Linked DNA regions of Homo sapiens: region 1 is linked to region 2. Evidence: chromatin loops called from intact Hi-C (ENCODE). Cell type or tissue: mammary epithelial cell. All regions are shown on one strand. Each heading gives the region's core, and the rest is flanking DNA. Links, peaks and the distances in the headings are about the cores only.

Evidence for each region. Peaks named below come from ENCODE experiments on the same cell type or tissue, not always from the same donor. Only the 100,000 strongest peaks of a DNase experiment are listed, where the experiment ranks them.
Region 1: a loop joins it to region 2, with 1.9 times the contacts of the local background. A loop is called at or near these places in 1 of 110 quality-filtered maps.

The regions. Positions count from the first base shown.
Region 1 is chr1:95,491,396-95,507,664 of GRCh38, forward strand. No RefSeq gene overlaps it. Among named protein-coding and RNA genes, the nearest start is that of LINC02607, 11 kb to the right of the region's middle. In mammary epithelial cell, for the core only: a CTCF peak has its summit at 8,974; a DNase peak (open chromatin) is centred at 12,166.
Region 2 is chr1:95,576,122-95,592,390 of GRCh38, forward strand. No RefSeq gene overlaps it. Among named protein-coding and RNA genes, the nearest start is that of LINC02607, 74 kb to the left of the region's middle. RefSeq lists an enhancer at 6,529-7,181. In mammary epithelial cell, for the core only: no CTCF peak of the experiment used is centred there; a DNase peak (open chromatin) is centred at 8,390.

The sequences.
Region 1 (16,269 bases), core at 4,856-12,855, 85 kb before region 2:
TGCCCGGGAATGGGTAACTTATAAAGGAAATAGGCTTAATTGACTCACAGTTCTGAATTGTTGGAGAGGCCTCAGGAAACTTATAATCATGGTGGAAGGGGAAGCAGGCACATCTTACATGGCAGCAGAAGGGAGAGAGAGTGAAAGGGGAAGAGACCCTTATAAAATCATCAGATATCATGATAACTGACTCATTATCATGAGAATAGCATGGGGGAAACTGCCCCCATGATCCAATCACCTCTCACCAAGTTCCTCCCTTGACACGTGGGGATTACAATTCGAGATGAGATTTGGGTAGGGACACAGAGCCAAATCATATCATGTGGTGTCATAAATGACAAAAGAAGAGCTTATTTTAGTGAGGTGGTGGTTGAGAAGTTGAGTTGGATGAGGTCAGAAAAATGATCACCGTGTTTGGCAATGTGGAGTTTACTGGTGACCTTGAAAAGAGCAGTCACTGTGCAATGGTGGGAACAGAAATCTGATTAAGGTAGGAAGAAGAGAGATTGGGAAGTGAGGAAATGGATATGATGACCATTGATAGCTTTCCAGACGTTTTGCTGTGAAATGAGAGCAATAGCTGGACAGAAACGGAATCGAGAGGAGATTGTTGTTTATGTTATTCGTTATGGAGAATTTTCACGCTTCCTGGGGATATTTATCTATTTCTTAGAGCAAGGGAAAAATTGGTGTTAGGAGGAAAGTTCCTGAGATGGCACCTGATCCGTTTATTTTTTTTTTTCTTTTCCAGACATTTTTTCCTTGTATAAGTAAATGGTTACCTAGTTTTGCAAAGATAACTATGACATAAACCTCTTCTTGTTGTTGTGGAAGTGTTTGAGACTTTTTCTACCTTCCATAACAAACTACAAGACTTTTCAAGGAAATATTTTCCTGCATTGTTGTAGTATCTCTTCATAGCCAAATCTAGGGCTGTAAAGCTTTGGGCAGAAAGTGATTGTTCCATGTCTTTCTGGGACTAAGCTAAATTTTGAATTTGGAAGCATATTTTAATAGTTGAATGTGCTGGTTTCTGTCTATACGACTCTGGTGGGCTAGTAGTTACTGTGCCTAGTGACTCTGGATTCAAAACAGAGACTTGTATGATTTAAAGGAATGTAAAGATGTACAAAGAATGGAATGGGGTACTGTGGTTTTCATAGCATCCATGGCTTGAATAATAGACGTGTCTTAAAAGTTTATTTTAGAAGTAGAATTAGAGTTTATGAGTTTTTTTTAAATATATATATTTGGAATAAAAGAAATGTACTCATGAGCTAGGGAGTAGTATCATGGGCTTATCCTGAACAAGCCAAGGTGAACAGGTACCAATCTATTCTTTGCAGAGCTGGGTTTTGTGCAGCAAATTGGAATTACTCAAGTTCCTCAATACAGTCTGTGCAACATGAAAAGTCAGTATAGAAAATCCTTATTGACTTGGTGATATGGCTGTGTGATGAAAGCAGTAATCATGTTTAGACCAGCTATGAAACAAAATGCAATCCTCACACTCGCTCACTGCCCATGATAGGATTATATTCTGATTGACTGAAAATGTGGTCAGCAGGAGGATCATTTGGCGGCAGAAGAGGCCGATTTTTCTGATGATCTAGAAATCAGATTTTGATTCTGATGATTAGATATTTGGCTTATAGTCTTCTCACTCCTAAAAAATGCTGCCAAGGTCAGTCTGTCTTATATACTTTGGAGAATGAATGAATAATGGTTTATTATAACAACAAATAAGTCAACTAAAGCCTCACGACTCAATGCTGTTATCCTTCACCAGGCAAATTCAGCCCTCCTGTCTAGATGGGTAGTGTGAGATTTAAGGATGCTGGAGAGCTGCCATTTAGCTATTTAGCTTTATTCTTTGAGGAAAGACTATAGACATTTATTTTGAGGGGAATTTAACTTTAAGAATATGTCAAATATTGAAATGCTCATGGAATAGTCTTTTAAAATAAGTTTCTGATAGGATTCTTTAAGTTTAAACTGAGAATTTTTTATTATAAAAGTAGTAATATATTTAAGTTGAAAACCAAACAGTGTAGAAAAGTATGAAATAAAAGTCCTATGCAAGCTCCAAACTCATCTCCACTTCCCAAAGAGAAGCACTGTGATAATCTCTGTGTGTAGTGCCTATTATGAGTCGGGCACTGTGCTAAATTCTTTATAAGACCACTTTCTTTAGCCCTCACAACAACCCTATGAAGTACATACTGTTACTATTCCCATTTTAAATATGGGGAAACTGAAACTGAGGCACAGAGAAGGTAAGGATCTAAGTTCATGTAGTTTATTAGTTGAGGAGCTGTTTGTAAACTGGGGATGTCCATTTCCAGATGTCATGCTCGTAATCCCTGCCCATTTATGTTTCTTAGTCATTTTCCATAGAAGTACATGTAGATCCATGCGTTCTCATTGTTCAGCTCCCAGTTATGAGTGAGAACATGGGGCCTATCGGAGGGTGGGAGGCTAAGGGAGGGATAGCATTAGGAGAAATACCTAATGTAGATGACGGGTTGATGGGTGCAGCAAACCACCATGGCACGTGTATACCTATGTAACAAAACTGAATGTTCTGCAATGTACCCCAGAACTTAAAGTATAATAATAATAATAATAAAAGTACATGTAGATCCACCTTGTTCTTCCTCGTGGCTGGCATAATAGTTTATGGTATGGATGTGCCATAAGCATTTACCTAACTCCTGCTGAAGGTTGTCTTCAGATTTTTACCATTACAAAATATCCTTCTACAGATACCTTTACACCCATAATCAAATATTTTTGTTGGGATAAATCCATATACATTGACTCCATTAATCAAAGGCCATAGCATTTCTCACTTGAGTTAATATTGTCAAAGTTGCCCCAGAGTTTTTAAAATTTGTAGTCTCACTGACAATGCATAAGATTCAAGATTAGGTACTGTATTATGAAATTATTCAAGTCATTGCTAATCTGTAAACAATGGTATACTTTTTTGTTTTAATTTGCATTTATTATGAGTGATATTGACTATCTTTTCACATATTTACAGGCTATTTATATTTGTTTTAATATAAATTGCTGGCTTATGTTCTTTCCCCATTTTTCTGTTGAGTTATTCTCTTTTTCATATTGATATTCCTCTGTTTCATGTGTTGCAATTTTTTTCCAATTTAAAAATTTCTACTTTGACTTGTTAAAAAGAATGTTTTGATTTTAAGTATTCAAATTTAGCAACCTCTTTCTTTATGGCTAATATTTTGTTTTTCATGTTTAGGAAGGCTTTTCCCATTCTTGGCTAATAATGAAAACGTATTCACCTATCTATTATTTTAGTATTTTGGTGCTTTCTTTGAATTTTTGTTCCATCTGCAATGAATTGCTGTATTAGCAGCAACTTATTTTTGCTAATGATTATTTAATTGGTCCAACACTATAAAATACTTCCTCAATATTTATTTATTTATTTTTTCAAAAATATACTTATTTAATACATTATTTATGATTTTCCTTATAATATACCAGATATCTATATTTATAGGATCTGATTATACTTGCATCAGTAGCAAACTTTTTAATTACAATAGCTTTATATTATGCTTTCGTATCTAGTACAGTTATAATCCCTTAGTTCTCCTCTGACTATTCTCACGTATTTATTTTTCCAGATGAACTTAAGTACCATTTTGCCAACTTGAAGCAATATATTTATTTCCAGGATAACTTAGGAGAAACTGATATCTTTATAATGCTGCCTTCCTATCCAAGAATAATATGTGCTTTCTGCTTATTCAAATCTTCTTCTAAGTCTTTCAGGAGAGTTTTAAGGTTCTTTTAGATAAGTCCTTCTTATATTGCTTGAATTAGAATTCTCAGCAACAAACATAAAGAGACGCTGTGGCAATGCTCTGATTTGTTTTACTTCTGCCTCCCCCTGTTTGCTCCACATGTTTGCCCCACTTTGTACCATTTTCCTCCACTTCTGGCTCCCTGTTTCTTGGTCATTCCATCTGCTCATTTCGACGTTGGCTCTAGTGCAGAAGGAGAACATATCCAATGGTGGAAATGCAGAATTAGAAGTTGATGATTGTTTTGCTTTGACCATTAGCTTCCTATGAAATAATGGAACTATGCCTGTGTTTCTTTCCCTTACTCCCTCAAAGACTCTAGAAAAATAAGAAATTGCTTTAATTAAGGGAGGGAGGGGAGCATGGGTTGAAAACTACCTATTGGGTACTGTGTTCACTATTTGGGTGATAGTTTCACTAGAAGCTCAAACCCCAGAATTATGTAATATACTCATGTAACAAACCTGCACATGTACCCCCGAATCTATAATTTAAAAAAGAAATTGTTTTAACAAGTATTGAGGGGAATTTTGGTTTTGGAATAAAATAAACCAGTAGTTTGCAAAGTATGGTCCAGGAGCCTCCTGGTTAAAAATTGCCAAATGTGCTTGGTGAAAGTGTAGATTCCTGAGCCCATCCTTAGATATGAAAAATCAGAATCTTTAGAGGCAATGCCTGGGATTTTATATTTTCGGTAAATATGCCAAGTCAGTGCTTCTTCAACTGTAATCTCTATGTGCATCACGTGGGCATCTTTTAACAATGCAGGTGCTGATTCAGTAGGTTTGGGTGAAGCAAGATTCTATATTTCTAACTAGTTCTCAAGTGCAATGATGCAACTGGTCAGTGGCCACACTTTGAATACAAGGCTTTAGAGATTTTTTTTCTCCCTGAATGTGAGAACCACTGAATTGAGCTAGAATGGGGCATTAAGGATAGAAAGAAGACTTTGCTTGAGAGGAGTCCTGTAGAAAGAGAATGTGTGCTTCCCTGCGTGGGGTATCCCCATATAAAACCCTGATCCCTACCCCTCTTTCTATCACTTCCACATGATGGTTCAGTTTACCCTAATTCCTGAGCACGCTCTGTTTGATACAGGCAAGGGCTATAGCAACAGCTCTTCCAAGCCCTTCCTGGGAAGGTCCTGGCATGAGTCCTGGTGTGATAGACTTCAACAATGACCTTTTACTGAGGTGTGATCTGAGACTTGGTAGTGGGTATTCTGGGCCCACGTTACCCTTCCACTTGGACAGACTGCAGTAACGCGGTGTGGGCGGAGGGCTCCGGCACTGGGATATGTCTGGAATGTTGTATAGACTACTGCTAATGAGCAGAATCAGAGGATAAAGACAAAGACTCCCTTCCATTAGTATTATTGACCAGGGGATGAGGGCCTGAATGACCCATTGAACTTTGCTTTGGCTTTTTCCAGCCTTCAGTGCACTTAATTCTCCCACAGGCCTTGCCAGCACTTTTTTGCTGATAATACTTGATGTTTGAGGTGGCTGGCCCTTGCTACAGAATCAGTGAGTCATGGAACATAACTTTCCTTTCTTATATATCACGCTGTTTCATTTGGGGACCACATCTACCGTTTTTCTCTCCATAAACTATAAGCTAACGTTGCTAAGTGAACAAGCCAGTCCAGCTCTCCTCAGCATAAAACAATCCTGAATAATTATCAACAGGGCTGCTGAATATGACTACATGTTGTGCAACAGCAGGGGATGGGATTCACGTATGTAAATGGCATTCCTAAGGTTCTACAGTGTAGTGGCTCTGATTCCAAGGTACTTGCAAAAATGGAGCTGGGAGGCTAATCTGGGTAGTAGGAAAATGTTGGTCAGACGAAAGACAATAGGAAGAGAAGAAATATATTTTGACTACCCAAGTTTTCTGTGCAAAACTGAAAGTGTGCCTCTCTTACAAACGGCCCAAAAAATTGAGAATAAATGATAAGATTGTATAGGACTTTTAGATGAAAATGACAGAAACCGAAATCAAAACAATTTAGACAAAAGGGTTTTATTGGCCTAGATAATCCAGGAAAGGACTGAGCAATCAAATACAGGGAGGACAGTGATACAGTTGAGCCCAGACACAACTGCAATCAGGGATTCAAATGCTTTCATTTCTCTGTATTGGCTTCATTCTCTTTGAAGGCTGCTTTCTTCTGTGCGGCAGAGAACATGGCCTACTGATAGCTCCCAAGTTGTACATTTTAAATCTTTTGTTTCTAGACACTGATTCTCTTTCTTTGTTCCAGTGGGCAACACCTTGAGAAAAGACTCTGGTTGGCCTGGCTTGGACCAATTGGCTGTGGTCAGCATGGCAGCATTGTATAGAAAAATGGCAATTCCTCCACAGGAATCACATAGCCAGAGTGGAGTTAGGTTTGGAAAAATTCCCAGAAGAAGGAAAGCCTTCTGGGTAGGCTAAATAGCAGACGTCCACTCTGAAGCACATTTGCCCTTCTACACGTACTATAGTCTAAGGGGGATTTCTGTAGACTGCATGAAATCCTATCCGTATTCAGCAAGAATGCAGCTCTCTTCCGGCCTGTGGTTCCACTAAAGGCTTTCCCCTAATGCTGTTACAAGGGGCAGCTGTATGACAGCAATAGTTGCTTATTTATTCACTGTAGTGACAGTTACATTTCATGGAGCAGCTGCTGAAGCCAAAAATGTTCAGCAAGGGCAAAATGTGATAAAAGCTCAATGCAATTTGGTTGCACATTATTAAGTTTTAATTTTTGGTTCAGGAATAAATTTTGTTTTCTGAAGCTATTTTTAACTCGTTTCTACAGTTGAAAAAGAGATGAATTACTCTCATCCCATCAATTAAATTGGTTAGAAAACCCTCTTGGATTTAAGACCTGAGTTTACTCTAGCTGAAACACAGGCAAAGTAGAGTTTATTTGGGGGTGGAAGTAGAAGTAGGATTCTAGGGAATGAATTTGTAGTGGCGTTTTGAAGACATTTAAATTTTAACTTTTTACACCACATTTCTTTACCTGTAAAACGAGAATAATATTAACACTGTTGTTTGGATCAAATGAATTAATGAGTGCACAACAGTTAAAATGTAAAGCACTAGATGTTAGTTAGTGTTAGTGTATTATTACTACATTGATTTGTGCTCAATGAATGATTAGTCAACAAGTTTGATTGCAAGTAGTAGACACTCTCTCAAAAATATGGTTTGTTACAAGGCTGTATTAGACAATACCTCATGCAAAGAGGGTCCAATATTAAGTACAGGTGGGCCCCAAAGGGACAGGAGTCAGGAATGGAGATGTTCTCTCTTTCCCCAGGGCCATGTGGTTTCTTACCTCTGATTTTCCGTGTTTCTGTTCCATGCTCCTCTTTGCAGTTCAGCTTCTTCTCTCTATTCTTTCTTTCTTCTCTCAGGGCCCACATTAGAGCTTTTGCATAGCTTTGGTTTGGTATTAGCTCCAACTCCAAACCTGCCTGGGTTTTAGTTCTAGAGCCCATCGCAAAGTGGTGCATTCTATGTGTCTTAGTTGGCTTCTTATTAGAGAATGGTTGGCTGGCACTTGGCCTTGGGTCAGTTTTTCACCCTGGGACATCCACTGAGATGTGACAGGGCAGAGGGGTCCCATCAAACCACTTGGACCTGCCTCTTCAGCAGGGACTAAGGGCTGGGGAGCTGCTAGAAAGATGGTGGGCGAGAAAGCATCTGAGATCCTATCTGCTGCAAATGGCTGTGAACGAAATGATGAAATGCCAAGGTCCTCTGACAATAAATCTGGGGGATAGGATCGTTAGTGCCCAGGGCTTCCATGGTGGCAGGGGTGCCAAACCCAGGGCTCTAGAGTTTGGTGCCAAGCCAGCATCTAGACATGAACATTCTAGGTAGTTGTATGAAAGGAAGAACATTCAGAAGAAGGGCTCTTTAACATATTTGAGCCCCAGTTCCATCTATAAAAAGGTGATAATGTCTACTTTATCAGGTATTAGAATTAAGTGAGAAAAGGTATCTTACAGCTAGTCCGAGATACTTGGAACATAGTATGTGTGCAATAAATGTAATTGCCTTTTGCTTTTCTTTCCCTCCTGCTTATGCACTATTTACTATAGAAGCATATCCATTTAAAAGAAGCAATTAAAATGATTTTCCTATTTTGTTGTACTTGAAAATAAATTCAATTATTTGTAGGTAATTGATTTAAGTGATGTCTATCCAAACGGCTTACTAGATTTTTCCTGTTTCTGATAGTAAAAGGAAAATCAGAGCCACTTAATACTTTTTATTGATTTCTTGAGATAAATGCTGGTGTGACTTTGCAAATACTGTCTGTGTACTGAATTCGTAATAACAGACTATTTCAGGATCCTCTCCTAGTATGCAGGTCTCTCTTTGTAAACAGTGGTGGTGCCTCTCAGATGCAGCCTCACACTTGGAGGTGAAAATATTTCCTGAGCAGCTTCCTGAACTTATTCAATATTTAGAAAAGGGCACCTCATTATTTTCCCTTTCTTGCCCCAAGTGATACATGCTCTCTTCTGGATGAAGCCTTCTTATTTCTGTCTTCCATAGCTCACTCATACATCTCTGCTGTTAAAACTCTTTTCTCTTTCTTTTGTGCTTTCTCTTTCAGCTGTGTATTTTCTCTCCTGAATCTTCAGCTTCTGCCTACAAGAACTTCTCCCCCTTAGTCCACAAAGAAGTTAACTTTGCCTTATCTTTAGAAAAGCCCTCTTAAACCTGCTTCCCTTTCAAGCTAACCTCCTATTTCTTTCCTTCTCTTTGCCAACATAAAAAATAGATAGAGACGAATCTCCAAATGAAAAGGTTTTATTTAAGAATAATATGCGAGAAGTAGGATTATAATCTGGGACATACGTACGGAACAGGGTGGCCTCTAGTATGTCTGGAAGAACAAAGGAAAATGGTTAGAGTTTTTAGGGGGAAAGAAGAGGTTATACAAGTTGATTTGAAGGAAAGTCCATTGGTGCTGGCAGTATCTTCTAAGGGCTGGTGAGTTTTGATCAGCGAGGGTTGGTGTTTGCTAGGTAGGACTTAGAATATTGGACTTCTAGTCAGGCCCTTGTGGTTTTGGATTAGGCCTGTGAGACAGTGTGTCAGGCAATTGTTCTTGTATCAGCCACTAGCTGTCCTTGTACTGCTAGCTGTCCTTGGGTGACTCATGTAGTAAGTTGCAGTATTGCCTGATAATAGTTCCTGTTATCAGGCAAATCATGTGTGAGAGCTCCCTCTTCATTTTGCCAGGGTTTGACACAAGTGACTCCATTTTGAATCTGACAACTTTCTTACCTTCCAAACTTTCAAAAGGGTTAGTATGGGTTGATTTTCACAGCTTCCTTGTGCCTCACTTCCTTTTCAACCAGTGGCCCACAATTTCTACCTCAACTGCTTTACAGATTCTGCTTTCCCGAGCCATTAATAGCCGTCTCATGCTAACTCACATGACCTCCTAATGTTTGATCTTGAACATCCCTTTCTCGTTGAAATTCACTGCTTTCTTGACTCCTGTGACAAAATACTCTACTGCTTATTTTCCTACCTCCAAGGAGACATGCTTTCTTCTTCTCCCCTTCATACTCTATGTCTGGGTTTCTTTTGTAGAACTTGACAGATATTATTAGCTTTGCTTTTTTATTATGTGTCTCCACCAGACTATAAGCTTCAGGAAGGCAAGGCCTATTTCTGTCTTGTTTACCACTATAACCGGTGCACATTTATAACTATAAATGTTACCATTCTCCCTGTATCTCTGTCCACATGCTCTGAGGGTGCTTTTGTCTCCTTTCTCCTTTACCCTCTCCATCTAATCAGGCACGGAGGCCAATTTTACCTCCAAAGTATCTCTGGACTCCGTCTCAACATCCCTGTCCCCGCTGCTCAGCGTGAGGCCCTCCTGATGTCTAGGCAGCACTTAGGGGCAGAGTTGACAAGGTGATATCCCAGTCCATCCCCATGCCAGTCTGTCCCATGCAGTGTTGACAAATTTTCCTTCCTAAAACACAGCATGGATCACCTAACACCCTGCTTACAGACTTCTGAATCTTCACAGTGGTTATTCAATCAACTCTATGTTGCCCTCAATTTACCCTTCAATTATTCCCTCCTGTTGCTTCCCATCTTATTGACTTGTGTGCAGGCAGGGAATGGGGGTGCCCTTAGTCAACTAGAGAGGAATGAAAGAGTTGCTTTATACTACTTTGGAGTGTTGTCCTGGTCACTCTAGAGCTCCAAGACACACTGTTAAATTGGGAAGGTAAGACAAATTTAAAAAGAACAATAATATCTATAGGACAAAGAAAGGAAAATAATTGCTGAGCACAAGCGATATATTGCCTATTTTATTTAGCTTGGAATAAATATACCTTACTCTGATGGTAAGATTAAACCTAAATGTCCCAAGATAGAAACAGACAGTAAAGAATAGTGATTGAGTGCACGGACTCTGAAACCAAACTGCCTGGTTTTAAAAAGCATTTTTACTAGCCATGTGACTCTGAGCAAGTCACTTAATCTCTTATGCCTCAGTTTCCTAATCTGTTAAATGGGAATGATGAAGTTGTCAGTATTACATGAGTGAATACATATGAAATGTTTAGAAGAGTGCCTGGCACATATAGTACTATACAATTGTAGGAGGCTGTTCCTGGTGTTGATTCAACAAATATCCATCAAGTGCATATAATTGGGCAAAGCACTGCACAACTATTGGGTAAAGTATGAGGGAAGGAAGAAGGAAGGAGAAAGAAAAAGTTAGAAAATGGAAGTCTGGGATAACTCACTTTTCTGACTTGGACACACCATGAAATGAGTGCCATTCACTAAAGGAAATACAGTAAGAAAAGCAGGGAATAGGAACTTACATGTTCAAGTTTTATGTTATAATTTCTATTGGTTTCTTTTTAGACCTTTTCAAGTAGCTATTATCTCTCAAAATGTGAAATCCACAAATGCGTATTACTTTTAAATAACTTTAAGGGCCGAGAACAGCAGATAAGTAGGTAGATTAGAAAAATACTTCAGGAGTGGGAAAAAGGTAACATTTATGGGTCCATATTCCTATTCCAAACAATGCCTAGGAGAAACTGTTGGTGAAATCAGGAAATGCTGCCAGAAGAGCTGGTAATCGGTCACGTAGCCTGCTTCCTAGCAGCATGGGACGGATGTGAGCACTTGCTTTTCCCTGTTCCTCTGTGGATCAAACCTGGGTCAAGTTCTAGGTGGGAGCTGTTCAGTGTTGCTTTTCTCTCTACATTAAAATAGTCAGTGTTCAAGAATAATTGCTAGAACAATAGTGCCAGGTATCAGAAGTTTATATTATTATTAATAAACTACTTATTCACCACTTATGTGTAAGACATTGCATTATATATTTTACATGAATTACTTAATTAGGTGGGATTTCATCTATCTGTAGAATATTAGAGCAAGAAAGGGCCTCAGAGCTAATATGGTCCAACCTTCTCATTTTGCAAGTGAGCAAACTGGAGCCATGGAAAAGATTAAATAGCTTGCCGAAGATCTCATCTTGAGTTATTGTTACTAACAAGCTGGCAACGCAATACGGCTGACAAATATGCAACTGGACACTATGAAATCACTCGGGCTCCTCAATCTTTTTAAGTTATTGATACAAACAAGTAATTGTGTCTTTGCCTCACAATTTAACTAATTCCGTACCTGACAATCTTTAAACAAGACAAAGTCTAATTTTCAGAAACATGTCCTTTTGTGTTTTGTGAATGCAACCCACTCAGGTTTTGGAAACACATGGATACTACATTGAGCTGAATTACTCGTTTTTCTATTTTTATCCTCATTTATAATCTCTTTTCAACACCTGATTTAAAAAAAAATTGGAGAGAAAAATTGTGATAGCATTTTGTCTGTGTCTTTAAGAATTTACCTAAAATGTCTAGCTCCTGAAATAAGCTAGTAAATAGATTTACTTTGCTCTGTGAGCCTGTACCTTTCTTTAAAGAAAGAATAATTACACAACTTGGGGGTTATTTTCCCTCTGGCTAAAAATGGCCTGGTAAGTACCCTGAACAATCTCTCCCCTCTGTTCCCTCCTAGCTTTCTCACATGCTCTGCATGCTGTTTCTTGAAAATCCAGATGCTCTGGGCTCCAGCTTGGTCTCTCTGCCTAACATCTGATTTGAAACACTGCGCTAAAACCATCTGCTGTATTTGGGGAATAAAGGGTGGAGTGAGTAATGCTTTTTACAAATGTGTCCAAATAGGGCAATCAAGAGAAGGATAATATTAATAAGACGTGAAGGCCTGTTTGGTGCCGAGCCCTCTGGTTGGCCACTCAGTGGCTTTTGGGGTATTTGTGTTCTCTGCCTCACACCAAGCTTGTCTCAGCTTGTGCATCTTACCGTTTCTTGGCAGCAAGATATCTGTTATACGCTCTGACTAAACTGAACACTTTTAATGGTGAAGTGAGAATTCTGAAGTTCAAAAAAGCCTGAGATGGATTGTAAAGTTGCTATTCTTGAAAGATGCGCTTGAGCTCCTCAGCATCCTTTGTAACTAACATGCATCTGGAGCAGCTATGATTCTTGTTTCTTTCCCTCACTATGGACCCATTTCCAACTGAGCTGGATGTGTGCCCTCGCAGCTCTGTGCAGGGATTTCGGTGGGCTGTCTGCAGGTTTTATTGAACATCTGTAAATCCTCGGCTTGGGTATGCTTCCAGCTACCACTTTAATCTGTTCCTGGTATACAGTGCTCTAGGTTTTTAGCACTGGGGGCTGGGGAGGCATCTGTTTTGCTGCTGCAAGCAGAGGATGGAATAGTAACCTTGGTTTCCCATGCGCTGTGGAACATGATGAGGAGTTCTTAGGAGACCACGGTTACCGTCTTTAGCACAATCTGCTCTCTTTTCCCAGAGAAGTACCATCTCTGAGAAGCATATTTTTCAACTTATTGTAAATGAAGCCTATAGGGCTGCATGGGGCAGGGAAATTATACATAATTTATCCAAATATTTGTTCTTTCTGAGAGAGGAGTATGAGAGTAGGGATGCAGCTGTGGGGCTCATAGAGACACTTAATGGAGACACGTCGAACAAGTGAATCGTGAGAGGGTAGAAAGGCAGGGGCTGTGGGTCTGGGCAGAGGGTGTGGGAAGTTGGGATGGGTGGACACAATAGGAAACCGAGACTGAAAACATCTGTGCTGCTGTCTCTGTGAATCCTTGGTGCTTAACTCTTCACAGAAGCTGGATCTGTGTGTGGCCAAGACCTGTTGAATTGCTCGCCTGATGTAAATTTCCCAAGACTTTGGCTCATACGTACTTTAGCCTCCTGGTTACAGCCAAGAGGAAAGTGACTCAAAACCTGCTCTCCTAAGGTTCTCTGGGAAGCCTGCTATGTGTCTGGACTGCATGGGGTCTCTTGACTTCAACCAGACTTTTCAGCATGTTTCAGTCAGTCTCTAAGGAATGAATCTTTGCTGAGATTTTTTTTTCTCCTCATACTACAGAAATTCTCAGAATTGTTCACACAATCTGGGAAGTTCAAATATTTTTCCCTAATCTTTGAAGACATTGATGTGCAATGCAGAACTTTAAGATCCAAAAATCTTAATTCAACAGAAAAGTCTTGTTGTACTGAGAAAAACAAAACAAAAACAATTCCTTAAATTATCTGAACATTTTAGTCTTTTCCCTCCCTTTTTCTCACTTCTTTTCCCCTCTAAGGACACAGCAAGAGTAAGCGGAAGCTATTAGGTTGGTGCAAAAGTAATTGAGGTTTCGGCCATTACTTTCAATGGCAAAAACCACAATTACTTTTTCACCAACCTAATACTTCATGGTGGTGACCCTGGAGTTTTCTTGCTATCATCCAAACACTTTTAAAATACCTTTATTTTGGATTGTTTTAAATCCATTGTTTTACAAACAGTGAATTTAAATTGAGGACCTCCTCCTCTGGCTGGAGTGCCCTGAAGAATTGTCCTTTATGCTAAGGAAAGGTAATTCTTAGGAGGGAGTCTCCTTTAAAGAGCCCCAAGCTAACGGCTCAATAATAATAATAATAATAACAATAAAAAATGCCATTCATCGGCTATCTACTATGGACCTGGCCCTTTATGAATGCTCTATTCAACCTCACAACATCCTTTCAAACTACTATTATTTATCCCCACTTTAAAGCATAGAAAATTGAGTCTCAGAGTTAAGTGAATTGATTAACTTTACAAAGCTTAATACATGATGAGGCTGGGATTTTTTTTAAATTAACTTTTATTTTAGGTTTGGGGGTACATGTGAAGGTGAGTTACCTAGGTAAAGATGTGTCATGGGGATTTGTATATATTATTTCATCACCCAGGTATTAAGCCCAGTACCCAATAGTTATCTTTTTTTCTCTCCTCCCTCCTCTTACCCTCCCTCCTCAAGTAAACCCCCATGCCTGTTGTTGTCTTCTTTGTGTTTATAAGTTCTTATCATTTAGCTCCTACTTATAAGTAAGAATGTGCTGTATTTTGTTTTCTGTTCCTGCATGAGTTTGCTAAGGATAATAGTTTTCCAGCTCCACCCATGTTCCTGCAAAAGACGTGATCTCTTTTTTTATGGCTACATAGTGTTCCATGGTGTATATATGCCACATTTTCTTTTTCCAGTCTGTCACTGATGGGCATTTGGATTGATTCCATGTCTTTGCTATTCTGAACAGTGCTGCAATGAACATTTGCATCATGTGTCTTTATGGTAGAATGATTTGTATTCCTCTGGGTATATACTCAGTAATGAGATTGCTGGGTCTAATGGTAATTCTGCTTTTAGCTCTTTGAGGAATCGCCATACTGCTTTCCACAATGGTTGAACTAATTTACTCTCCCAACAATAGTGTATAAGGGTTCTCTTTTCTCTGCAACCTCGCCAGCATCTATTTTTTTACTTTTTAATAATAGCCATTCTGACTGGTATGAGATTGTACCTTATTATGGTTTGGATGTGCATTTCTCTAATAATCAGTGATATTAAGCTTTTTTTCATGTATTTATTGGCAGCATGTATGTCTTCTTTTGAGATGTATCTGTTCATGTCCTTTGCCCACCTTTTAATGGTCTTATTTGTTTTTCCCTTGTGAATTTGTTTGAGTTTCTTATAGATGGTGAATGTTAGACCTTTGTTGGATGCATAGTTTGCAAAAATTTTCTCCCATTCTCTAGGTTGTCTGTTTACTCTGTTGATAGTTTCTTTTGCTATGCAAAAGATCCTATCTTGTCCATTTTTGCTTTTGTTGCGATTGCTTTTGGCCTTTGTCATGAAATCTGTGTTTGTTCCTATGTCCAGGATGGTATTGCCTCGGTTGTCTTCCACGGTTTTCATAGTTTTGGATTTTGAGGATGGGATTGGAATCCAGCTCTGTCTGAATCCCAATCCCGTGATGCTTGTTCATCTCTCTCTCTCTCTCTCTCTCTCTCTCTCTCTCTCGTTAATTGTATTCTGTAAGAGGACCAAGTGTTGAGCAAATTGGAGTTGAGAGACATCGGTAATTAGGACAGTTGAGGTAGTAATCATAGCATTTGCTCAGTGGTGTAGGCATTACAAGAGCCTTTCTTTGCTTGCTTTCTTTCTATCTTACTTAGTTCCCACAACACCCCTGGAACATGTCTTCTTCAACCTTTAAGTCAACCTAATGAAATGATTCACCTTGGAGTCACTAGTAAGTTCAGACAAGCCCAGGACACTGCTGAACCATCGATCGCAATTGCCCAAAACCCAGGTATGGTGACACACATCTTTATTTCCTGACCTGCTTCTGCTTGATTATAGTCCCTCAGTCCCAGCATCAAAGACTATTGTCTTTCACTTTCAACTCTACTTTTGTCTTTTCAATTTGTTAATTGCTATTGTTCATCCCAGCTGGACCCACAATGCCAAGACTTTGGCTGCTCTTCACTCTGCAGTTATGTGGCTGATCTGGCAGGATAACCCACCCAGAACCAAATTAAATTGGAAGGTCAGTTCAGCTGGATAGTTGCCAGGGAGGAAATCCTACCCAGATGCCACTTAAATTGGGAGATCAGTAGGGCCATTTACTGGAGTGCCAATAATTCAAAGCATCAAAATACACTTGTGGTCTAAACTATGCCTGGAAATATAAAAACATGGAGAAAGATGATATTTCCATAACTCGTCTCAGGGAGAGTACTGTATATCGTGTAAGAAAAACACAGATAAGCTACTTTGGAGGGGAGAGTGACAAGACACCCAAGGTAAATTATTGAGTAGCAATAGCTGGCAAGAGCTAAGTTGCTGAGAAAAAGAAGGAAGATAGAAATTGGTAGCCTGCAGCCCACGGTGCTCTTTCCCCTCTTAGTCTTCAACATCTCCTGTAGACAATGTTGAACAGATATTGAAACAAAACAAAGAGGCACCTGCTTCAGGACTACCAAATTGT
Region 2 (16,269 bases), core at 4,871-12,870:
TCTTCCCACTCCCTCATGTATCATCCATTCAATCCCACCTGTTTTGCACATCTTGGACAGGTTTTGTTCCCAGTCTAGACTCTTAGAGCCACCACTGGGAACTCCAAGCTGTTCTGAGATTTGGTATCCAGGGAGTGTCTGCAGCCATGTGGATAGAGCAGCTTAACTAGATTCTGCTATGTTAGCTTCTACTCATTCTCTCTTTACTTTCTCACCAGACTTCCATTTAAAGAATGTTTAATGCTAAACAAAAAATTAGTAGATGCAATTGGGAATTTAGTGGGAGACATATTAGCAACTAGCAATTGGGCAGCATTTTTCAATTATCTTCTGATTTATGAGCTTTCATCTGGTCTGCCTTCCTTTTCCTGGCCAAATTGTGAGGAAGGAAGAACTTGTTTTTATCTATGTCTCACTTTACCTTTTAGGGATCTTTCTTCTTCCCTGCCTAGTGGATGCTATTTTGTACCCCACTCTGATAGTGCTTTTGTGATAGGATAACCTGATGAAATTCAAACTTCTCTGAGTATCCATTTCCTTATCTGCTTATTCAATTGACTAGTCACCTCCTCTCTTTGGATATCTAATAGGTACTTAACATTTAAAATGCCCCAAATTGAGCTCCAGATTATCACCATTCCCCTAAATGTACTCTTTCCTCAGTTTTCCCATTTCAGTTGATGAAAGCACCATCCTTCCAGCTGCTCAGGCTAAAAATCCCCCACAGTTATTCTTCTAATTTTTTTTCTTTCTCTTATTTCTCATAATCAAACTGCTAGCAAATCTTATTGGCTCTACTATTAAAATATATCCAGAATCTGCCCACATCTCATCAGCTCTTATGACTAGTTCTCTAGTCCAAACCACTGTCACCTCTCACCTTGATTTATGCAATAACCTCCTGCTGTTTTATCTGCTCCTATCCTCCCCAACTTCAGTCTATTCTCAACATAGAAGCAGAGTGATCTTTTAAGAATGTAAGCAGAGCATGTCACTCTTCTGCTTAAAGCCTTCCAATTTCTTCCCATCTCACTCATGGTAAGCACCTGTCTTTATGTGGCTACAAGGGCTCTGTGATGATCTGGTCCCTCACTTGTCCTTTGAAAATCTTATCTCCTATTCTCTTCCCTTTTCCCCATTCTATACTTAACTCACTGTACTCTTTTTTTTTTTTTTTTTTTTTTTACAAATCAGACAAATTCTTGATCACTGTACTTACTTTTCTCTCTGCTTAGGATATCCCTTTTGCTCAGATATTTGCACAGTTTGCTTCTTCCCCTCCTAGTCTTCTCTCAAATATCACTTTCTCAATGAGGACCTCCTTGATCACTGTTATTAAAACTGTAACCATTTCAACTTCCTTCCTAGCAAGTCTTATCCCTCTTCCCTATTACATTTTTATTCATAGCACTAATCAGCATTTGGCAAACCCAAGCAATCAGGTAAAAAACACATTTTACTTATGTATTGTTGGTTGCATGTCTCCCTCCATTACCATGTAAGCTACATGAAGGGTTGGATTTTCATCTGTTTAGTTTATTCCTGTACCCCAAGTTCCTAAAGGAGTGTTTGGTGCATAATAGGTCTTCAGTAAATATTGGTTGAATGAATGAATATATAAATATATGCATGAAAAAATGAAGCTCATAAATGTAATGTAGGAGTTGAACTAGATGATCTATAAAGCTCTTTCAGTTCTAAATCTATGAAGGTGAGGCTCAAGGTGGGGTTCCTTCTGGGCTGTGGTAATAGGCTATATATTTAACATCTGGTAATAAACTAGAACTGAATAATCAAAACCAATGCCAGCTATAAAAAACAACCCTGGCCTTACTGATCATGTATATAAGCAAGATACCAACCCTGCTTCTACCTAGGAGTATTTGCATTTTAAAAGGATTCTCTTAAAAATTGAGAAGCCAAAGGTTATCATTTTTGAATAGAAATTTCGGCATTCTAGCATGCCAGTAGTAGGAAATATTTGACAATTCATCTCACCTGCAGAAAGTAGTTCTGTTCTGCACTCTCATAAGGTGAACCCTGATTTTATGTAAATCTCAGAGATCTAAACATACTAAAAATAGATTTTGTGTGATGTTTCTTCCCTGGGTTAGTAGAATTTTCTCTGCCTTAGTTTAGTTGTTGTTCAGCAGTTGAGTAAAAAAAAAAAAAAGAAAAAAGCAGTTTTTAGTTTTAAGTCCTTAGGAATATATTTTAGAAGGTTGACACTAAGAAGGAAGCCCCCAAGGAGCTCTCAATAGTGAAACAATTAGCCAGCAAGGCCATCTCTTATCTGTGTCAGCATTTGATAGTGGTATAATACATACTGACTTAGCCTGCTGTGGGCATTGTTATATTAGAGAAAAAATATATAAAGAAGGATTGCATTGAGAATAGTGACCAAATCTTCAGTTCACTGGCAAAGAATAAAATGACTCATCTATTTATTCATTTAACAAATATCTATTGAGTACTTACCATATGCCAGACAATAATCTAGGCGTTTGTGATACGTGAAACTCCTTTTCCTGGAATAGGTTGTGTAATTCATTCAGTCAACGTTGATTAAGCACCAGATGTGTGCCAGATACTGTGCTAGGTTCTGGATATGTGAAATACAGTGATATGGTCTTTGTCATTAAGGAACTTTCTCTCCAGGAGGAGGAAAACAGGTTTTAGATATCTGGACAAAGTGCAGGAAGAGAACACAAAGGATGTTCAGTTTTGTCTCTGGAGTCTGATAAAATAAAGAATTCCTAGGGAAAGGGGTGTCTGGAATGAGTGTTGGTAAATGAGTGGGTATTTGTTAGGATAGGAGGTTGGGGATAGGAGGTCGGCTTTTCAGACAAAGGGATCCACTAAGAGAAAAGCCAGGAAGTTATGAAACCACACAGGAGAGTCAGAGAGTTGTAAAAATTTTGAGGTCAAGACAACTGCTAGGCTAGATAATTTAGGGTCTTCTATGTCATTTTAAGAATTTTACTCTTTTCTCTATGAACTGTGAAAAACCTTTGAAGGATTTTAAGAAGGAAGGTTACATGATCTCTCTTGGATTTTAAAGATCACTGTCACTTTGGTAGCATTTGGAAAATGACTTAGAGGAAGTGAGATGAGAGCTCAAGAGACAGTTGGGTGACTATTTCCAAGTTTAGATAAAAGGTGAATGCAGGCTGAACTCTGGTGATAAAAGGAGGAAGGAGAGGAGGATGTAGGTATAAGAAATGATAACGATATAAAATTGAAAAGGCTTAGTTAATGGGTCTGGGAGACAGAGGAAGGTAAGATAAAGGGAGGATTAAAGAATAGCTTTTTGCTTTCTGACTTTAGTAAAGGAGTAGGTGATGGTGTCTTCAACAGAGAGAAGGAAAGATAGGAGGAGAGCAGATCTGACATTTCGGAAATGAGTTTGGCTTTGGAGTTGACTGTGTGGTCTGGTTAGAGCTCCATAGGTAGTTCACCCACATAAGTGGTCAGTAGTTAACCTCATAGGCATTGGTAAGCTCAGGTGGAAGGTGTTTATAAATCAGAAGAGTTTGGAGATCACTGACATATGAGTGAGATGATGAGAAGTCTGCTCAGATACCTTCCCTGAAGGACTTTCCAAACCTTTACACCAGAAATTGGTTCATCATCTGAAGTGAATCTTTTTTTCAGTTGGTGTGGTTGAATCAAGGTCCAAAAAATGTAGCCAAAGAAAGGGGAGTGGTGTAAAATGATGTAAGGTGCTTCCAACCAGTCAAGTCCATGGTTAAAAGTCAGGGGAGTCTGCCTTAGCTGAAGTGATCATCTCCATATGACTTGAAGGCACGGGACAAGAGCCGACTAGGACTTGGTAGTCCTCATTCACTTCCCTTCTTTTCTGGTTGAGACTTAAAATTCAAGCCTAAGAATTTATTCCTTAAGCTTCAGACTTTGACTACAGTTAATATCTATATTCCCTTACTAAGTGATAGGGCTTAATATTTTGTCAATTATATATATTTTTAATAATAACCCAGTTTCCATGATTTGCCTCCAAAATAATTACTTCCATATCTGTGGCCCCATAACACTTGATTAATACCTCTGTTATGGTTCTAATCTAATGCTATTCATATTATTCTTTCCATGACATTCTCTATCAGATTATGTCTGTGAGGTCAGAGACCTCATCTTATTCATCACTGTATCAACATCAAAAATAGTAGATGTTCAATTAAATTTTTGAGTGAATTAATAATCATTATGAAAGTAGTACCTGATTGACCCTTTAAGTTTCAAAATACTTTATCTATTTTGTAACAGTAACATGTGCATCCTCCTTAGGAAGTAAATCTCTTTATTATCCCTATTTAACACATGAGGAATATGAGCTGAGAAGATTTCATGGCTCGAACAAGGTTACACAGCCAGTAAGGGATGGAACCTGTGTTTTTTCATACCAATTCCTTCCCTTTTCACTCTGTATTGGTGAGCCTCCCCTTCGCCCACCCCATAAAAAAGGCTCTAAAAGGGGAGAAGACTAAGAGCACTGGGCCCTTCTGAGAAGCATGGAGTAAATGAGGTTTTGTCTCAGAACATGGAAGCTGGGAATAGAAGTGAAAAACTACATCCACTGCCAATTTTGTCTAGAGTAGCATTGAAAGCTAACATCTTATAGAGACACTACTGAGCTCAGATTTCCACGGAGGACAGGTCAGCAGTAATCCTGGCATTATGTGCTCTCAGGCCTGTGACCACGACATAAATGCCAGTGAAAGAAATCTTACAGTCAGTTTGTGAACTCCATTTGAAAATGCAGGTGTGGTTGTAAAGAGCCAGGAATACAGGGAGTTTGAGTTACAAGGGCAGATGTTAAATATGCATCTTAAGAAAGGATCATTGGGGTTTATAATAGTATTGACCGCACTCCAGTTTTATTTTCTCATTTCAAAAAAAGGCTTCTGTTGCCATAAACTCCAAGTGTACATTTAAAAAAATTCAATGTTAAAGGGAAATAAATGTTATTCATAGTGGCAGAATTCAGTAGGCTTTAATAATGGGCCAGGTAAAGTGAATTCTTGGAAAATAAGTGCTCTGAGGGTTACATGAGTCTAATTGAGGGTGGGTGCTCTACCATTTTGGGGGCAAGAGCTCTTTCACTTAGGCTCTGTGGGGTAGGGTATAAGATGGGGTTGAACAAAAAGAAGGAAGAAGAAAGAATATAGTAAGGACAAGATTTCTGATTTCTAATATATTTATAAATTTAGCTCTCCCTCTCCCAACCATGTAATGCCATGTCAGTTGGCTGATCCCTTTGGATTAGTCTTTCTGGCGCTCTGATATGCTGGTGTATGTTGTATACCATAGCCAAGATTGTAAGCTGCCTGTGAGTAAATGTTAATGCCTTCTTCTCTTACAAAATTCAAATAATTGGAATTTGCCACTGTGCTTCCTGGTGTTTACGTGTGCATGAGGGTCTCTGACAGGGTCTCTGAGACATCTCTATTTGCATGTGTAATAACTTGTTGTAAAATCTTTGCATTCAGTTGTTCAGCTGAATCTCCCAGGACTTTCAAAGATCTTTGGGAAAGGGAATGCCATTATGTGCAGTCATTAGCCCCATAAAAGAAGTCACCAAACAGTGTCACCTCATTTCTTCTTCCCACCACCCTTGCTTCACCTCCCTGACAATGGTTTCTAGGCACACACCTCCATTCTGTTCTTGCTTCTATTGGTTTCTCCTTCATCACTCGTCAATAAGAAACAACAACAAAACCCAGGCATTTGGCCAAATGACCTTTCCACCTGTCTTATCTTTCTGTCTGATTTCATTCTATGATGACAGAATGGAAAATCCTTGAAGGCAGGTGCTATACTTATTCATAATTTATATTCAAGACCAGGCATCTTTTAGATGTTTATTAAATTTTATATAAAAGCATTAAAAAACTTTGATGGAATGACCCTGGAAATACTTTATCTTCTCTTTTTATTTTCTTCTTCTCTTTTAGTGGCTGGTAGAAAAAGGAAAAGGTTGGGGGGTAAGTCATTTAGATGGGGAAAGACATTTCTCTAAATGTCAATACTTATGAAACACCATTTTAAACCTTTATAAATGATTATCTTCCTCAGTACTGATGAGGCAGTTTCACATTGCTGCTCAATTTATTTACTCAGGAGACCAATTTATTTCACTACCTCTGTACTAACTGTTTGCATTGACATCTAGGTCTGCTTTGAGCAAGCAACTGTGACAAGTTGTTTATTGAACTGTAAACAGGTATTGTCTGAAGCTAAACAATGGCTTTATCTAATTAGGAGACCCTGGGCATCATCTTAGCCCCATGCGGCTATCCTAACCCAGCCTAGCATCTCCTGCAGACTTCCCATGCCTTTTAAAATCTTGCTCACAGTAAAACCCTTCATCACAAAATGAAGAATAATCCTTATTTTGTCCTGTAACTGTACATACTGGTGTTTTGTGCAAAAAAAGGACTGACTGCAATAAACTGTGTTAAGTGCGGCCCAATTTAGAATGGTTGAATAAGAAAAGGAAAACATGAATGAGATATAAAAAGAAAAAGATGAATAAAGATGAACTGGGTCTGTTGCCTAGGCTGTATAAAGGCCTTGTATAAATTAGAAAACATTTTCCTACCAAAAGGGAACCTAGTGAAATGATGGCGATATGAGTTTTCAAAACAAAAATACAGGTATGATTATGGAAAGCATAATAGCAGAGCTGAGGGAGGAACAGTTAAGTTTCTGGACTCAGATTGAAATGGAGCAGGTACAAAAGCACTTGGGAGGCCTCATCTTAGCCACCATCGCTTTGTGTCTGAAGATGCTAATTGAGCACAGCAATCAATGTCTTTTGTTTTTAGCTGTCAGCACTTTCCTGAAGGGCTTTGCCCAATACTAGAGGGAGAAACTCTTAACGAAGCTTCACTTTTCAGTAGCTATTATTATTACAGTTTCCTCTTGGAAGGAAAGAATTAATTGCTGTTTTGAAAAAAAAGTCACTGCAGTGAAGTTTTCAAATGTGAGGCCAAACGTAGATCACTTTCTTAAAAAAGGAAAAAAAAATTGGCCAAGGGCTACCCCACTGCTATACATTACAAAGAAAAAGCCTACATAAAAGTGAGCAGTGCGATGAGGTATTTCTTTCAGTTGCATATAGACATTATGTTTATTTTATCATAAAGCCAGATTTTCACATTCCTTTTGTCTCTCCCCAGGCATTGAGAGTTGCTTTCTTGGTTGCTTCCTTAACAATTTGTGTAATTGGTTTCACTCACTGAGGCCCAATTGGTGGGTTCATTGTGAGTGTCTCATGAAATATGAATCTATTTAAAAATTAATAGTAAATCAATATTAATTCAATAAAATATTTTAATCTGAGGTATAAATATTTTATACCTTCACACAGACATGCAGATTTCAAAAGCCGTTTTCATGTTTCTGACAGGCTGTCCAGTTTTGCCACGACGACATTGAAATTATTCCTCCTCACACCGTGTGCCAGCTCTGGGGTCTCTCAGGAAGAGCTGCCCAGGTCAATGGTTATGTTTATTCAAACTGCTGAAGGAATGCAAATGAGATGCTTGCTGCAGAAGAACACAGGAAAGTTTACCTTGTTTAATCGAGTTTATAGTTTCTCGTGTCCCTGCCTGGAATAGACTGAAAGGGAGTCTCATGCAATCTTAGAGGTTAATCCTTGTTCACACCAGGTTTGACTTATATCAACCCTGGCATGCTGTGGCACCTGAAGGCTTCCCTGACAAGGGGCTTGAAAGAGATGGACTGCCACCGATCTAGTGGAAATGAGCCAGTTGCACCTAGCTGATAAAACCAGAGATTTACTGGAGCAGACAGGCCAGAGCTTAAACAGGCTTCTTTCTCTATTGAAACCCCTTCTGTCACTTGAATCAGTCATCTTCCCTGTCAGGCAGCATCAGCTAAAACAATAGAGTGGCGTCTGAGTTTAGCTGAAAAAAAGGAGATGTCAGATAAAAGATAGGAGTGTGTTATTCTGATCTGTGTGGTTTGGTCCACTTGATGTTCTCTGCTTGAATTCTGAGAGGGTGGTTCCTACTCCAGGTGCAGAATAAAGCCATAAAGACTTTAGAGCTAAGGTAATGATAATGAATTAGGAGGGGAAAAATGGTTTCAGTACTGATTCAATACAAGAAGTGCTAGGTAATGGCTAAAACAATAATTTTCCTCCTGTTGGGGTTTCTACCTTCATTTGTCTTTAATATATCTGTGCTACCTGATGCCTAAGCTATATTGGTAGACAGAAATAAGCTCCCAAAGAAGAAAATGTAAGCTGAACGCATTAAAAATTCATTGGCTATGGTTTCTTCCTCAGGGAGTGATGGCAAATGAGGCAATTGAATTACTCAATGTTTCCTGTGCATGGCCCAAGCCCTGGAGAACAAGTCTACACAGGTTAGAATAGCCACAAACTGGGAAGCGAATGTTATGAACATAGTGGAGGATTTAAATAAGATACCTAACAGACAAGACTTGAGTCCTTCACATCTCTGCGGGTCTGCAGAGCCGTGCATAGAGTCTTGCATGTAGTAGGCCCTCAACATACATTTTGCTGAAGGGATAAATATTTATATATTCATCTTTGACAGTTAATTTAATTTGCCTTTGCAGTGTTCTCTGGACACAAAGTAGGTGTATTCCAAAATTGTGCCCTAGAATGATATATATGCTTAACTTTTCAGAAATTTATTGTTGTATTTTTATTTTAGAAGAGAAGGTTGCAACTTTATAGAAACATATTGCTGCTGCTTATTGAAGCTAAGGGAATGTCGCTGCATCAATCAGGCCTCATGGCAGGGCTCTCTTTTCTGTGTGTGGGAGGGCACCAGGAACAAATGTTTCTTTTGAGGTGTCCCCTGGCACTGATAGCACTCTCCTCTTCCATTTTCCCTTATCTGGTAAGCTGCTTTATTTCTGAATGTATCTGAGTGAGTTCTCTGGTCTTCTTTCTTAAACCTATTGAGTGGGAGGTGTGGATCAGTATATGTGGAAAGGGCTTGAGTCTGTTGCTAAATCAAGAGGGGGTCTTGATAGGTTGACCAACTGTTCTGTTTTGCCCAGGGACTGTACTAATTTTTGTGCTGAAATTTCCACATCCTTGGAAATCCCTGAGTTCTAAGCAGAGATAGTTGGCACTTGATATTTCAGGTCTTGGACTTTTATGTTGTTCTGGGTTTCAAGTAAATGCTGAACTCCTAGAAGTTACATGGGTTTGAAGATTGAGAAGAACTGATATGTTTCTGATTTTTCTAATAATAATGTGTAAAATGACAGTTGTATAGTTTAGAGATCACCCACCTGGTGGTCTTTGCAAGCTCCATTCAGACTCACAAACCACATTTAGAATCCGTTTACAAGAAGGATCTAGCTTAGGAACTACAGCTTGACTGGCAGAGTGGGGTCGGCAGTTCTCTTCTGTCAGAGGACAGGACAGCTTAGTGGTAGAGCCAGGTTTCAAACCCAATGTCCTTGCCTTGCTTCTAACCACTCTGCTAAGGGGCACTCTGCAGTTAACAATGATGGAGGTGGTTAAAGTGTGCTCACTTTTATTGGAGTTGTTGATTCGTGTTTTCCCAGTCAATCATGACTCCTTTAGAGGCAAGAATCTGGCCTCATTCCACCTTGCATTCTCCCTGGGACCTAGTGGCTTTTGTGGTGTAGGGCAGTCTTTTGGCTTCTTGGGGGGTTGCCTAGCATCCTGGCAGTGGGTGTTGGTATATAAGAACCTCAAAGTTGCAATGCCTTCCTCCTCACTTCCCCCTCCTCTCCATCTTCATTTTCCTACCACCGCCATTGGAGTTCACCCTGTCTGTCTCCCATGGAAAGTGGGTGGAGGAAACTTTATTATTTACATGGGGATAAAAAAATCAGGTCTTCCTAATTCTTGCTGTGTGGGTGTCTAGGTGTGTGCACACTTTTGTACATAGAAAAGACGAGGGAGATATAAAGCCTTATTCAGATTTATGTATCCTTTTATGTAGACAGATTTTAATACTCAGGAACTTGTCTATTTCTTCCAAACCACCCATATTTACTGAGAGGACAAAAAATTTATTGCCCTGTTGCCTAAAAGCAGCTGTTCCAGATGTGTGAAGAGAGGCCATATGCAAACATCCCAAAGGTATGACACTTCAAAGGATGACACTTTATTTAATTGTAAATGTTTAGATTTCTGAGAATTTAATTTCTTTCAAAGTAGAAAGCAGTATGGCATATTAGGAAAAACCAGAATGGTGTAAATGCTAGTATTCTGTGATCTTAGCCAGAAAAATTAAGCTTCCTGAGCTTTATTTTCTTCAGCTAGGAAGTGGCATAATGTCTACCTTGTAGGATTTTTGTGAGGTTTAGGTAGAAGTATTGTTTCAAGTAACAGTTTCTGGCACATCATGATGACTCTAGAAATGGTTGCTATTAAAAGTAAGACAGAATTTAGTTTAGTTTAAGAAAGTGCTTTCAAGTATTAGCACTGCCTAACAATGAAATGGGCTCCACATCATTGAAGGCGTTGAAAACAAGGCCAAATCATTATCTCTCTGGGAAGCAGTAGAGGGAAATTCTATGCAATGTAGAGATTTCCATTATTTAATAGATCATATAAAGAGTTGAGAAATTCTCACCTAAACTTCTCAATAAAAATACTGAAATTAAACAAACACTTTTTGATAGTTTTTATGGTAGATATATGAAATTGATGGGACTCAGAGAAGAATCTCGTTCTCAGAGTGGGGAGACTAGCTGTGATGCTCCTTTTAGAATGATACTTAGTATTCGACCTGTCCAGGCATTGTTGCAAGGAATTGGTGAGGAGAAGAATAAGGAACCTGGGTGTCTTTCTTCAACTTTGTCATGGCCCCCTGACTTCTTCAGTTCTAGCCTTAGGATTCCTTCTGCTGTCAGAGGAACAGGGAAGGACTTTCACAGTGCATGGTCATTTAGCTAACATCCCAGGAAGCACTTTTTGAAGGGAGTGGTTGTTCGGGGAAGGCTGGGAGAGTGGGTAAAAATTGTCTTCAATGCAATTTGTGTGTTTGTTGCCTTAGCTTTGTTATGACGGTATTTGATAGGACTTCCAACAGTTTTCCCCTTACACAGGGTTCAAGATAAATCCACCTTTGATGACTTTTGGGTGTTTGTATATGATAAGTAAACAAGTGGCCCCTTCATTAAAGTTAGTTTAAGGAACACAGTTTACCTAATTTTAGTACTCTACATTCCCTTGACCAAGCTTGTTAATCCATGGCCCACGGGCTTCATGTGGCCCAGGAAGCCTTTGAATGCAGCTCAATGTAAATCTGTAAACTTTCTTAAAACATTATGAGATTTTTTTGCAATTTGTTTTCAGCTTATCAGCTATCATTAGTGTTAGTGTATTTTATTTATGGCCCAAGACAATTCTTCTTCCAGTGTGGCTCAGGGAAGCCAGAAGATGGGACACCCCTGCCCTGGACTATAAGCTATAGGGCTGTTGGCTTACTGCTAGCAGCATTTTTTCCTTGTGGTTTTAATACTAGAAAATGTAACTTCCTTTTAAAAGATGATGCTTTAAAGATCATCAATGAAGTTAAGACCTCAAGTTATCTACAGAAAAGCTTATTATTATTATTATTTTTGCTGCAAACTGCAGAAAGCCTTTATTCATAAGGTAGAAGTACCTCAAAAGCTGTCTGATAAAAACACATTTCTACTGATGTTGTTTGATATGGTTTCTATTCACACAGAATGGAGCTCACAATCAACACAATTAACATGATTAATTATGTCCATCTCAATAGCAATTAAAAATTTTTTAAAAAATTACAAATTAACATTTCTTATAAAAATATACACAATAATTCTCAACAAAGTATAGGCATATAAAATACAGCAATATAGAAAAAGAATAATACATTTTTGGTTGAACATTAAAGTCAAACAATGTGATTTACATATTAATTTAAGGAGAAAAATTGTATGACAGTTCAACAGGTGCAGAAAAAGCGTTGATCAAAATTCAACGTCAATTCATGATATGAATTCTGCAAAATAAAAAGAAGGAAAAATTCTCAGTCTAACGAAAGGCAATTTACAAAAATTCTAGAGCTTATATTATTATTAATGATGAAATGCCAAATGTACTTCCTCAAAGAGAACAGGCATGGTTGTCCAGTTTTTATTTTATTTATTTATTTTTAAATTTCTTCAATGTTTATTTAAATATTAATCTATATGGAATGTAATATCTTTTTGTGTGTGTGTGAAAATGGCCATACTGCCCAAAGTAATTTATAGATTAAATGCGATTCCTATCAAGCTACCATTGATTTTCTTCACAGAATTAGAAAAAACTACTTTAAACTGCATAAGGAACCAAAAAAGAGCCCATATAGCCAAGACAATTCTAAGCAAAAAGAGCAAAGCTGGAGGCATCATGCTACCTGACTTCAAACTATACTACAAGGCTATAGTAACCAAAGCAGTATGGTGCTGGTACCAAAACAGATATATAGACCAATGGAACAAAACAAAGGCCTCAGAAATAATACCACACATCTACAATCATCTGATCTTTGACAAACCTGACAAAAATAAGAAATGGGGAAAGGATTTGCTATTTAATAAATAGTGCTGAGAAAACTAGCTAGCCATATGCAGAAAACAGAAACTGGACACCTTCCGTACACCTTATACAAAAACTAACTCAAGATGGATTAAAGACTTAAATCTAAAGCCTAAAACCATAAAAACCCTAAAAGAAAACCTAGGCAATACTATTCAGGACATAAGCATGGGCAAAGACTTCATGACTAAAACACCAAAAGCAATGGCAACTAAAGCCAAAATTGACAAATGGGATCTCATTAAACTAAAGAGCTTCTGTACAGTAAAAGAAACTATCATCAGAGTGAACAGGCAACCTACAGAATTGGAGAAAATTTTTGCAATCTGTCCATCTGACAAAGGTCTACTATCCAGAATCTACAAGGAACTTAAACAAATTTACAAGAAAAAGACAAACAACCCCATCGAAAAGTGAGCAAAGGATATGAACAGACACTTCTCAAAAGAAGATGTTTATGTGGGCCACAAACATATGAAAAAAAGCTCATCATCACCTGTTATTAGAGAAATGCAAATCAAAACCACAGTGAGATACCATCTCATGCCAGTTAGAATGGTGATCATTAAAAAGTCAGGAAACAACAGACGCTGGAAAGGATGTGGAGAAATAGGAACGCTTTTACACTGTTGGTGGGAGTGTAAATTAGTTCAACCGTTGTGGAAGACAGTGTGGCGATTCCTCAAGGATCTAGAACCAGAGATATCATTTGACCCAGCGATCCCATTACTGGGTATATACCCAAAGGAATATAAATCATTCTACTATAAAGACACATGCACACATATGTTTATTGTAGCACTATTTACAACAGCAAAGACTTGGAACCAACCCAAATGCCCATCAATGACAGACTGGATAAAAGAATGTGGCACATATACACCATGGAATATTATGCAGCCATAAAAAATGAGTTCACGTCCTTTGCAAGGACATGAATGAAGCTGGAAACCATCATTCTCAGCAAACTAACACAGGAACAGAAAACCAAACACCACATGTTCTCACTTATAAATGGGAGCTGAACAGTGAGAACACATGGACACATGTAGAGGAACATCACACACTGGGGCCTGTCAGGGATAGGGGGCTAGGGGAGGGATAGCATTAGGAGAAATACCTAATGTAGATGACAGGTTGATGGGTGCAGGAAACTACCATGGCACATGTATACCTATGTAACAAACCCACACGTTCAGCACATGTATCCCAGAACTTAAAGTAAAATAAAAAAATATAAATATAAAGAAATTTGAAGCATAAAAGCATTTTCTTTAAAACATACCTGGATTGTTAAATTTCCCAACATGCTTATTAGGGAAAAAACATTTTTTGCTATTTGACTGAGTCTAAGATATTTGAAAGTTGCTCAGAACCACTTTGTCAAGATCTAATCACTTTCTACTTAAAATAATATCTTAGTTTCTCTCATACAAGTTACAATGGAGTTTTCAGTCTGAGTTTTCCTGTTTATCCTCAAATTCTCCTGATTAATCTGGTGACTTCCATTTTAATGGAATTTCATTGGGATTTTCATTAAAATATAAACTAGAACTACTTTATTTTCATATTTTTAACTAAAAACATGTACAGAGATGGGATTCCAAATGGATACTGGGAGTTAGAAGAGAAAAAGAATTTAATATCAGTGATTTACAGTTCTTTGTATCAAGGATTTTAGATGTTAAAACTATTATATACTGCAGAAGATTTATTGGTTGAATGTTTTTTTTTTTTTTTCTGAGTTTATCACTTAGGGGTCAGTCGGGGGAAAAAAATAGAAACTGCTCTAGGTGTTTCAACAGAAAGAATTTAATTTTGAAAATTGCTTTCACAGATTATAGAAGGGCTCAAACATCACACAAGCGATGGTGTGGCATCCCAAGTAGTAATACGAACAAGGAGCTACTACTGTCTCTAGGCCTGGGACAACAGAAGAAGTTGGTGTTACCAGGATCTAGAAGCTGGGCTATCTAGTGGAAGATGAAACCATAGCAAGGAGGGACTATCTAGTAGAATCTAGCTTCTCCAGAGCCACAGATAAGACTTAGTCCCCGTTAGAGATTCTATCAAAAGGAGTCTTAGAAATGTTGTTTGCTGTGATTTCAAGAAGAGCAGGAAAAAGGTAGTAAATTTGTCAGAGAACATACAGGCAAATGATTGGGACAATGGGAACCAGCACAGATGTTGTTTGATGCATAAAGATATAGGACCTTTTGGTACCAGAGATGAGACAACTTCTTTATTTTCAGTATGCATCTTGGACAACATCTTCAAATGGTAGTTTGCACTGATTTCTCTTTCCTTAGACCTTATTTTATAAAGGTATAATGTAATCCATTTATAATGGGCATGAAATAAAGTTTAATCCCAAGTGTCTGTGGTTATGTTGTGATGCTTAAAAAATGAGAGACACCAAGCATTATGCTTAACTTAGATAATGCTCTCTTTATCCCAGTAATTTGGGAACTTAAGAGTCTACTGACTAGCAAGCGTATTCATTCCTTAAAGACACAGGCCAGATTCACTCAACAGAGAGGTAAGGCACAATGAAAATGCACAAACTATTTGCAGGCAGAAAGGCAGCAGGCATTCTAAAGACAGACAGGAGAAGAAATCTCCTGCTTCAGTACTTTTGCAGGTCTGAACAATAGCTGGTAGGAAGAGGATGAGCTGGAGCTACGGAGATATAGTTATTGAAGACTTGAAACTTACAGTGTAAACATTCAACAATTGCTGACAGAAGAAAAAGAGGACCCAGACAGAATCAGGACATGAATATTTTTCTTAAAGATTCATTGGTTCCCTAGTGGGAAAAGAGAGAAAGGCAGTGCCTGAACGATGCTTCCCATTTTATCGTTTCTATTTTTAAAGATAGTTTATTTAGTTCATTCATGCATTCAACAAATATTTATTACAGTTTTGCTCTGTGCCAGGATAAAATGATAAACTGGATATCAATGGCCCTTGCCCTCTGAGAGCTTATAGTCTAGAGGAAGATGCTGACTAATGACCAGAAACTCCAGAAAAATCTAACAGTTGTTAGCATGGATGAAGTGAGGACTTCTAGGGTCTTATCTTGAAGGAATACCTAATCCAGGTGGAGTGAGAAAAAGGAGGTGAAAGATTAGTGAAAACAAAGCCCACAATATTAAGCCTTGCAGGATGAGTAGGAATTGTTCAGGAAAAGGGTAATCAGGAAGAATAATCCAGGCAAAATAATAGCATACCATATACAAACTCTTGCCAGGAAGGAGGCCATGGTGTTTTTGAGGATATGAAATAAATTCAAAATGGATGGTAGATAGAGTGCTATGTACTAAATAGCAAGATAAGAAACCAGTGAGGTAAGCAGGCTTCAGGTCTTCATAAACTATATTGAGGAATTTAGATTTAACCCATTCATTCATTTACCCATTCCCCTCTCCATTCAACAAATAGTTTTCAGGTCTATATGCTAGGTGCTGGGCATAAAATGGTGAATGAGAAAGACAGAACCTCTTATCTCACAGAACCCAATAGTCTATGCAGGGAGATAATTTAAAAAGCAGTTTTAGTAAAGCATAAAAAGCTCTATAATAGGGCAGCTATGCTGAAAAGTGGTTGCTATGCAAACATGCAGTAGAGGCACTTAATCTGATTTTGTCAGCAGGGAG